2 separate regions of the Mus musculus genome follow, and region 1 is linked to region 2. The links are chromatin loops, found by intact Hi-C in ENCODE. Cell type or tissue: left cerebral cortex. All regions are shown on one strand.

The links. A loop is a pair of places that touch in the nucleus more often than their neighbours do. Peaks named below come from ENCODE experiments on the same cell type or tissue, not always from the same donor. Only the 100,000 strongest peaks of a DNase experiment are listed, where the experiment ranks them.
Region 1: it touches region 2 in a loop (4-fold over the local background); 2 of 42 quality-filtered maps call a loop at or near these places.

Annotation. Positions count from the first base shown.
Region 1 is chr8:126,750,207-126,755,206 of GRCm38, forward strand. No RefSeq gene overlaps it. Among named protein-coding and RNA genes, the nearest start is that of Gm45805, 5.6 kb to the right of the region's middle. In left cerebral cortex, no CTCF peak of the experiment used is centred here; a DNase peak (open chromatin) is centred at 3,094; H3K27ac peaks cover 322 bases.
Region 2 is chr8:126,691,511-126,696,510 of GRCm38, forward strand. No RefSeq gene overlaps it. Among named protein-coding and RNA genes, the nearest start is that of Gm31603, 36 kb to the right of the region's middle. In left cerebral cortex, no CTCF peak of the experiment used is centred here; DNase peaks (open chromatin) are centred at 979, 3,083 and 4,191; H3K27ac peaks cover 1,055 bases.

The DNA of each region.
Region 1 (5,000 bases), 59 kb after region 2:
GCTGTCTCTGTGGGGAACAGGACTTGTTGTGCAAGTAGGAGGACCCGAGTTCAAATCTCCATTACCCATGTATTAATTTAAAAAAATAGGTGTGGCCATATGTGCATGCCTGTAATAGCAGTAATACTGGGGGGAGATAGGAGCTGGAGCTTGAAAGTTGCTATTCCAGACTCAGTTCAATAAGATAACCCGTCTTATGGGAATAAGATAGAGGCTAAGAAAGTGCACCCATGACATCCTCTTCCGGGTACACGTAGGCTCATGAATCTGCACACATACATGCCCACACATTCACACAGCAAAATAAGTAGATGGATAAATAAAAACAAGGAGGACGCAAGTATCAGTCAGCAGGGTCAGCAATCTTCGTGGTTGTACGATCTGGAGGGGACAGCACCTTGCCCAGCTGTGCTTCCAAGTTCATGTTCTCTTAGCTTTTGTGTAAGAACACAATGTAGCACGTCCACCCCTACCCCGCCCCCCAGTGCTGGCTTCAATTTCGCGTGTAGTCAAAGGGAAAAGTTGCTGAAGAAAACAAAGGAGAATACTCTGGGCCAGGAAGGTAGAATGATAGGTAATGGCGTTTGCTACTGTGGTTTGTATATGCTTAGCCCAGGGAGTGGCCCCATTAGAAGGTGTGGCCATGTTGGAGTGGGTGTGGCCTTGGAATAGGTGTGTCACTGTGGGCTTGGGCTTTAAGACCCTCAGCCTGACTGCCTGGAAGTCAGTATCAGCTAGCAGCCTTCAGATGAAGTTGTAGAACTCTCAGATCCTCCTGCACCATACCTGCCTGGATGCTGCCATATTCCCGCCTTGGTGATAATGGACTGACCCTCTGACATACTTCCAGGACGCCAGTTATTATTCCTTGGAAGCAGAAGGCTCGCTGGCCCTTGAATGCATTCGGCCGCCTTCTTCCTGCAGCAGACATTTTGAATCAAGCAACAGTTTACACATCTATGGCAGCCAGCCCCAATTAAATGTTGACTTTATAAGAGTTGCCTTGTCTGTCTACGGCAGTAAAACCCTAACAAAGACAGCCACCAAGCCTGATATGCTGAGTTCAATCCTTGGAACCTACATGGTAGGAGAAAAGAAATAACTTCCCTAAGTTGTCCTCTGACTACTTACTACACATGCATTGTGGTACGTGCATACACCTGTGTGTATGTGTACATGCACCCTACACACACACACACACACACACACACACTAACTAAAACTTTAAAGTGCATTCTGGATCCAAGATGTACAGCACTGCTTGAAGCTGTCACCAAAAGGGAGGTAAAGTCCTTGTGAGACTGTTGACCTGAGATGGAAATGTGTCCCGTGGGAACCAGTAACACTGCCCATCCTCCACTCACCAAGACTTTAAGTGTAAGCATCTCCTTTTGACATATTACAGAGTCACCAAGATCCCCAAATATCCACTGTGACTGCCAAGGACGCCAAATACACATCTAAGTACTTCTGGATCCATCTCAGATAGTCTGTCCTCTACTGTCCAAGCCAAAAAGGAAACCTGCTTGCAGATCTAGTGGGGATTTTTAGGAACCAGGTAACTAGTCACCAAGGAGACACTGAGTGCATTCGGCTTGCCTGTGAAATAATTGTGACAGAAAGGAATCAATTATGGCCCATCTGTAGTTCATTAATATGATCTGTTGAAAAAGAGGCCAAATTCACCAAGTCTAAAAATAGGACCGATGCAAGTCTGGCCCAAAGCACATTAGGCAATAAAAAGATCCCTACATCTGCAGGAATGAGAGCCCCGGGACACTTCCTTGTTCTTTACTCCTTATCCACAGAGGTAACTGGAAATGGATACATTTTATTTTCTTTCCAGAAAAAAACAGAGAGAAAAACATTCCGTAAGGATCATTGTGGTCAAAAATATCATCCCATGTTCAGGAAGGCTCAGCTCAGAGACAGAGTTCACTTACTCCTGACAGAAATCTTACACATTCCCGAGACTGCTAGTATTTCTGCTTAAATCACACGCACAGAGAAATAGAAGGTTCCAGGGCAGCAATTCTCAAAGTGGGACAAAGCACTGGCTTTAGGAGGTCCATCGATAGGAGCCTGCTCTTGGGGAGGGTTTCACAGTTGTAATGAGTATCAAAATAATCTAAGTCACGGGCCCTTCTGTTCCTCTCCCCTCCCCCTCCCCCTCCCCCTCCCCCTCCCCCTCTAGAGTCTTTGGAGTAAACTTCTACTTAAACTGTCTGTGTCTTGCTCACTGATCTATTGCTGTGAGGAGACACCATGACCAAGACAATTCTTATAAAGGCAAGCATTTAATTAGAGGCTTGCTTAGCATTTCAGAGAGCTGGTACACCCCCCAGTGACACTCTTTCTCCAACAAGACCACCCCACTAAATCCTTTCAAATATTGCCACTCCCAGATGACTAAGCATTTAAACATATGATCCTATGGCATACCATTCTTATTCAAACCACCACAACCAAATTATTTCTTTCAAGGAGACAGGAGAGTCACCCCCACACACACCCAAAAATATCGCTCTCTGACCAAATCTTCTTCATGTTGCACAAGCCATTGGTTTGTGCTGTGCTGAGAACCTAGACTGGAATGAACTGAGCCCTGAACCGTGTCTTTGAAGGGAAACCAAGTATCTCTGGTGCTCTGTTCTTCCGGGGAGTTGAGGCTGCAGGCACAGGATGGGGGTGTTTGACCCCTTGATTCCTCTGTGGACTTACTCTTCATAACACATGCTTTGGGACCAGGCTCATCTACTTCTGGGAACCACAGCAGAGGTATAATGGGAAGCTAGTGGGCTCTTCCTATGGGTCTGTGGTTTGGAAGTATCTGTGATAGGATGGAAGCAGGTTTAGGGAACACACACATTTAGCTCTCAAAAAAAAAAGAGAAATTTGATACCTTGGCAACAATCCCTAAACATCTCTTCTCTGAGGAGAAAGACTACAGCCATCTCCATCGTGGGTTTCTGCTTGACTGTTAAAAATACTAAATTAGACCAGACACCAAAATAGTGGAAAAGAAAAATAACATTTCAGTGTGATTTGCTTTTGTGCAAAGTAGAAGCATTTATATAGCTTGTGTCTAAGCACAGAATATTTCTGGAAAGATTTGCCCAGACTGTTCACAACGGTTACTTATCCAAGCAACAAGTAAAGAAGAGGGCGGGAAAGTGGCTTCTGAGTCCCATTCTGTTGCTGTCTGTGTGTTGGCCATTTTTACAATGACCTGCATTGCTTTTTTAATAGAAGATATTTTGAACAATGGCAAACAATGAGGGCAACATTTAAAAGCTTCTGCCAGTGCCCTAGCAAGACTGAGCCTATGAGACACATGTCTGAGTGAGCTATTCATTTGCATATACATAATCATCAGAATAGATAATACATATCACACTGTAATCACAATGAAATAGGCTTGCATTAGCATAATAATCAAAACACAGAATGCATATTGCATAATGGTCATTAGGAGGCCTGTTCAGGCAGAAGCGAGGCATGGGCATAGAACTGAAAGCAGTTGGGGTGGGGATGTACTCCCTGCCTCCAGATGGTGAGAGAGCCCTTCTCTCTGGCACTGGTCACAGCCTTGAATGTAACATCTATAGCACTGACTGTGGCCCAGCAAAACCTCTATGAATCAGTGCTGGTGCTTCCAGTAACCTTCAGAAGCAGACTCCGTTGTCCTGTATCTGACAGATGCAGAGACTGAGGCTATGGAAGTTCATGCTATTATCATGGCAGAGGAGGCTAACTGCCCAGCCACACCAGCATGGTACTTTCCATAGTGCAAGATTGGCATGAGGGTATGTCTCCCCCATCATTCCAGAATACGGTAAGTATCATCTTCATCAAGTTCTGCCTCTAGACAGAGGTCTAAAAGGGTATAGGGCATACAGAATAACAATATAGGAGGAGCTTGGGTTCTTCAGCCATCCACCTCCCTTAGAAAAGGCATATATACGGGGCCATGGGTATGTTTTAAGCAGCTTCTTTGTAACTGGTACTAGTTTCCTTAAACAATGCAATAGATACAATGTTGCACCAGGATTTATTGTTTTAAGGGCTGAAATGTACCACTGGGACACCGGGGCCATTACAGCTGTGTCATGGGAAACTCATATCTTCAAACCACACCATGGATCTATTGTTTACTTATGGCCCCATCCAGCGATCAGCTCTGTGTTCAACCCTGGATGGAAGCCAAGTGAAGAAACAAACAAACAAAACCTTGGCACAGATGGCACCTGCCCACTGTGCAGATCTCCTCAGACATGATTCTATTTATAAGCTGAAGGTGAGGTGTGCTCCCAGACAATCTGTCATAGACAGCAGCAGTCACTGGGAGTGTCATCGGGCGTCTCTGGGCCATGGAGAACCCTGGGTGCCCCGGTTTCTCCTACAGTCCTCCTTCACCACCCAACTGGGCAACAGTTAGGCCCGGGCTCACCTTAACCCAACATAAACACAAACCCCACTGTACTTCACCCAAACGACTCCCGTGCATTTTTAGCTTACTGGCAGCATCCTGCCTGCTTGGCATGGAGGCTGAGGTGAGGTAAGCTCTAACCCTTAGGGATGCATGCTCCACGGCCCTGCTCTAGCTGTGCTGACACCAGTGAGGGATGTGAGGAGAATCTTGATGACTCAAGAAGGTGACTGTCTGTAAACAGGATCAGTAGACGGCCAGCCAGGGACCAGGCCTGTGAAAAACGCCATTAGATGTATTTCACATAGATGCCCTACACATCTTCCCGTGTTTCATACCCATGACCCTATCAGATGGATAGATCATATCTGATATGTGAAATGAGCTAACCCAATGTACTGTGATCCATCTTAATCCTCTGTGGGTGCAAGTTCACTGTGAGGCTGAGGAGATGACTCAAAAGATGAAGAACTTGCTGTAGAAGCATGAAGACCAGAAATCCTGTCCTCAGCATCCACATAAGCACAGGGGTGTGGCCTCCCACCTGGAAAGGCAAACACAGGAGCCCAGT
Region 2 (5,000 bases):
ATTGTTGTGGAATTAAGTGTATATATCCAGTATAATATACATCAGTACACACACATATAGAGGCAGACACATACACATACCATCATCACCATCATCACTATCACCATCACCATCACCACCACCATCACCACCATCATCATCCTTATCCTACGTCCAATCATCCAAAGAGCACTTTATATGTCCATATCATAGTCAACCACAGACCCCACCTCTCTCCTTGTCTCTCTAAGTCTATTCTCTACATTCCTAATTGCATTTTCTGGGTGACCAGGTAGATTTCTGTAGGAAGAATTAACCAGGCATCAGGGAAAACACAATCTCTTCCTTTCAGTTCAACACCTCTGAGAACTGTCAAAAGTCCATAAAGCAGATGCAGGTGCCCCACAGACATGGTGCATTGCACTTCCTGCTCCCATATCTCCATGGTTCTGGGGCTGGAACCACAGGACACACTTACGCTATTACCTGAGGCCTGGGTCTCCACAGGGCAATGGATCAGCAGGGTGGAATCAGTTGCATTCCTGGAAGTCATCACTCCATCAGAACAGTTATCAGGAAATAGCTCAATATATGCCGAGAAGGCTGTGAAATGCCCCACCAGGTCCAAATTAAATATCTTTCCAATTACATTCTCCCTTGGCCAGCTCCTCCAAGTGCACAAAGCTATCTCAGGGCCCCAAGAAACTAAATGAGGTATTTAGAGACAGCAGTGTGGTGGAAAGAGAGAAAAGGTAGCCATTTGTTCACCTCGGGATGAGGTCATGCTCACACCTCCTTAGGAACAGTGTTGCATACACCCGTGGCCATAGGATTTTACAATATCTGCTAAAGGAGATGATGAAACCAAAGTATTCCAACTCCAAGGAAAGACAGAAGTAAGGAGTCTGGCCAGCAGGGAGAAGTTTGTTCAGTGAAGAGCAGAGGGCTAGAAAAACATTTGAAAGGAAGCCAAGGACAGACAAGGGAGGAACGCCAACTTCAGACGTCAGCTGAAAGCAGGAAGTCTTAATGGTTGGGATGTGCAGGGTCTAATCTGAGAGTATCTGCTGTTAGTGCCATACTTTGAAATATGGTTTGGGAATCCTGGCCAGGTGACAGGGAGGGTGTCTCCAGAATTCTATGAATAGTGCTATGGTCTGAATCTGAAATACCCCACAGTGCTGTTTTGAATGTTGTGGACCTTTAAGAAGTGGGGCCTGGCTGGTGGAAACAGGTTACCAGGAACAAGCCTTTGAAGGTTCTAGCTACTCTCTGCCTCCTGGTCCACCATGATATGAACAGCTCCACTCCCCACTCCTGGATGCAGTGCTTCTCCGTATCTTTTCTGCAATAATGTGAGCCAAGTAAGCCGTTCCTTTGCAACAATGTTTCTGTTGGGCAGTCTGGCACAGTGACATCATGCCTAACACATAAGCCCTTCATCCGCTACAATGTTTCTACTGCATTTTCTGCTACAGTGACCCACAATGCCTAACACAGACAAGAACAATAGGATAATGGCTGAAACACAGATTGTCCTCAATGCAATGCCCACTTTCTTCTCCTTTACTGCCCATGCCTACTCTTGGTCTTGATGTAAGCTTTCTCTCTACAAATTTCCACTCTTTTCTGTGTTCATTTAGACCTGCTTCACAGCCCCTAGACTCCCAGGGAATGTACTGATTCCTCATAGCATGGTTCCATGTTGAACTTCCATTCACTGGTTAAGGTTCCTATATGTCTTCTAAGGGATGGCAGGCATGGCTGCAAGAGAAACTGAAGAATTTCCACCTCTGGGAATACGGGAATAGGGAGGGCCTAACTGGTGGAAAAGCCATCTGGGCAGCTAAGTGCATAGATGAGAGGGGGTACATTCTAAAGAGAATACTGATGTTCCTAGGCAGATGAAATGGGTATGTTGATCAGCAGGAGAAGCAGGAGAACCTGCCTCATGGTCCTCTCTATGTGTCACAGAATGGACACATTCAGCTTGAGAAACGTGAGCATGGCAGATTAGCCACCAGCACCAAGCTTTGCTTAAAAGCATGTTGTTCCCTTTGATACCTGGAAACAGAAGAAAGTCTCCCCTGGTTGATCTCATACCCTGGACTAGTACTCGTTATCCAAGACTACCACTTGCCAGCCACCCTATTATAACAGCACTCTGTGTTCATGGCTAACACTTTAGAAATGGGCAATTGCTCTGTATAGTGTTTGGGCTCCTCACCTATCTGAAATATAAATTGCCCACTTGGGGTATTTCTTTTATAGCACAAATGGACTAAGATACCCAATGGACGTGTGCTGTGGCAGAGTCAAAAGGAGGAAGTGAGTGAGCAATCTGCTTCCATCTCTCTCCACTTCCTGATGTAGATGCTTGTGAGCAGGTGCCTCAAGCTCCTGCTGCCAGGCCTCCCCTCAAACTGTGAGCCAAGACAAACCCTTCCTTCCTTCCTTCCTTCCTTCCTTCCTTCCTTCCTTCCTTCCTTCCTAAGTTGCTTTTGTCAGGGTTTTGATGATAGCAATGAGCAACTAGAGAAGGGGAGAAGGCTCAGTTGAGAAAGTACTTGCTGCTCAAACATGACGACATGAGTTTGGGTCCTCAGAACCCATGTAAAAGCCAGATATGAAGTTACCTATCTGTAAACCATAGCACTGGGAGGTAGTCAGCCAGGCTCAGTGGCCAGACACTATAGCAGAATCAGGAAGCTCTGGGTTCAGTGAGACAAGGTGTCAAAAAAAAAAAAAAAAAAAAAAAAAGAGAGAGAAATTCACCCTAGAAGCCAACTTCTGACCTATATGTACACATGCACACAAACACAGGAATTCACACACATTCACATGTACACACACACATATGAGAGAGAGAGGGAGGATTGAGAATTGGGATAAACGGAATGTCTGGTAAGGATATTGAGGTTGGGGGTGGGACTGGAAGGTGGCTAGGGAGGCAGAGGCAGACACTGCCAGGATGCAGACAGGGTTTCCAAACTGAGGCATGGTTAATTTGGGTTTGAAATGTCTTTGTTCTGCAGGCCAGAACTTTAGTGTAAACCTGGCACTGGGAATCAGCTAGAACGGAAGCAAACAGTCCTAATTCAGCCGCATTTTGAGCTTCTTGGAAAGAAACCACAGCAGTGAGGGGGCGGTTCTCGGCCACATCCCAGGGCCTGGGTGGTTTTCTGCTAGTGCTTCATCCCGGGACTTGAAAATTTCAAGTAGACCTTACCTTAGCTCTTCAAGGGTAATGTATAATGTCTCTATCGTTCAAATAAGGGCATTCAGAGCTGCAGGGTCTTGCCCTGGTAGTAAAGTGTTCTCTGCCACTGACCTATATTTATAGTACCTGATTCTCTGAAACGGAGCCACTGTGTAGCTCAGACTGGGTAGCAAAGTGTTCTAGAACTGAGCTACATTCATACATGGTTCTCTGATACGAAGTAGCCCAGACTGGCCTCAACTCATAACCTAACCTTTTGTCCCAGATTCTTGTGTGCTGGATTACAGGCACACACCACCCCACTTTACCTGGTTTTGGTTTTGTTTTATACAGAGAGTTATGCCTTTTTATGGAATTTTTTTCTGAATGAAATTGTTTTGGTTTCTCTTTCCCTCCCGCATACTCTTCCCACTCTGCGCCCCCCCCCCCACTCCCAGCACCCTTCTTTCTGCTTCCATGACACGTGCCCTTCCCCTTCTTCCCTCCCCCTTTGTGGACCCTTGCCTAATTTCAAAGTTTACTTCCTCGTCTCCTTATTTACACACAGACAGACATTAACAGTTAGGATCCATGTATGAAAGACCAACATGTGACCCTCTGAGTCTGGGTCCCTTAGCCAAATGTAATATTTTTGAGATCTACTCAAGTCCCTGAAAATTCCATAATTTCACTGTTCTTCGTGGCCGAATAAAATTCCATTGTTTATTTACCACTTTTTCACTATCCAGTCCTCAGTTGATGGGCATCTAGGCTGACTTCATTTCTTGGATACTATGAATAGAGCAATCGTGAACACAGATGTACAAGTGTCTCTGTGGTAGATGCAGTGTCCTTTGGTGTGTGGGTAGGAGTGGCATAGCTGGTTTAGTGTATCACACATAGAAGGGAATCTCCCCTGTCCCTCAATCACCATGATTAGTGGTCACCATACTTCCCCTCTGATCCTTCCCCTAGGTCCAGGAAATGGTTTCTCTACAGGGCTGGATTCTCCGTCGTACCACACAAGGAACATAAACAGGCTTATTCACCTTTTCTGTCCTGGCTGCCAGGGTGGAAGGAGTGGGCTGAACAGTTAGTTGTCTTTAAAGAACCTTCCCTGGGTGCCGTGAACACCGTTGAAGAAGAGATTTTGCTACTTGCCAGCAATGAGCCAACCACCTTGTGGGTGAGTCTGTCCTGCTTGCTGATACTCCTAACTGACCTCAGGCCTTTGGCAAAGTTCTCAGCAGAGGTGCCGGCTCCCCTTTACAGACACATCAGCTCACAGACGCCAGGGCAGTCCTGTGTGCCCCAATGCAGCTTCACTAAGATCTAAGAGAGAGAGAGCTGAGATGGTGTGCTAGCACTTACCCAGAATTCCCTGGGAACCTGAGGAGATGGGAAGGTGAGCAGGTGTCAAGACCAGCAGGAACCTGACATAGAGACACACACGTACACACACACACACACACACACACACACACACACACACTCAACTGATTAACAAATCCTTGGGGTGGTAATCATAGAATATGAGAACATACAACATACTTCAAAAAGAAATCTGGGAGAGAGGACTCTTGATATTTTCATCCCAAAGAAATGTCTCCTGATTGAGGACACAAATACCCATATCTGGATGTGAGCAACACACAATATAGACATGTATTGAGGTGCCATGGGCACTCATAAATATGTTAAAGCTTTATGTGCCAACTATCAAATGCCCAATTTTAGCAAACACGGTGGCCTGTGCCTCATTGAAGCCCTCTGGATGCTGAGACCTGAGGACTGTTTCCAATTTGAGCCCAGCCTTGGTCCG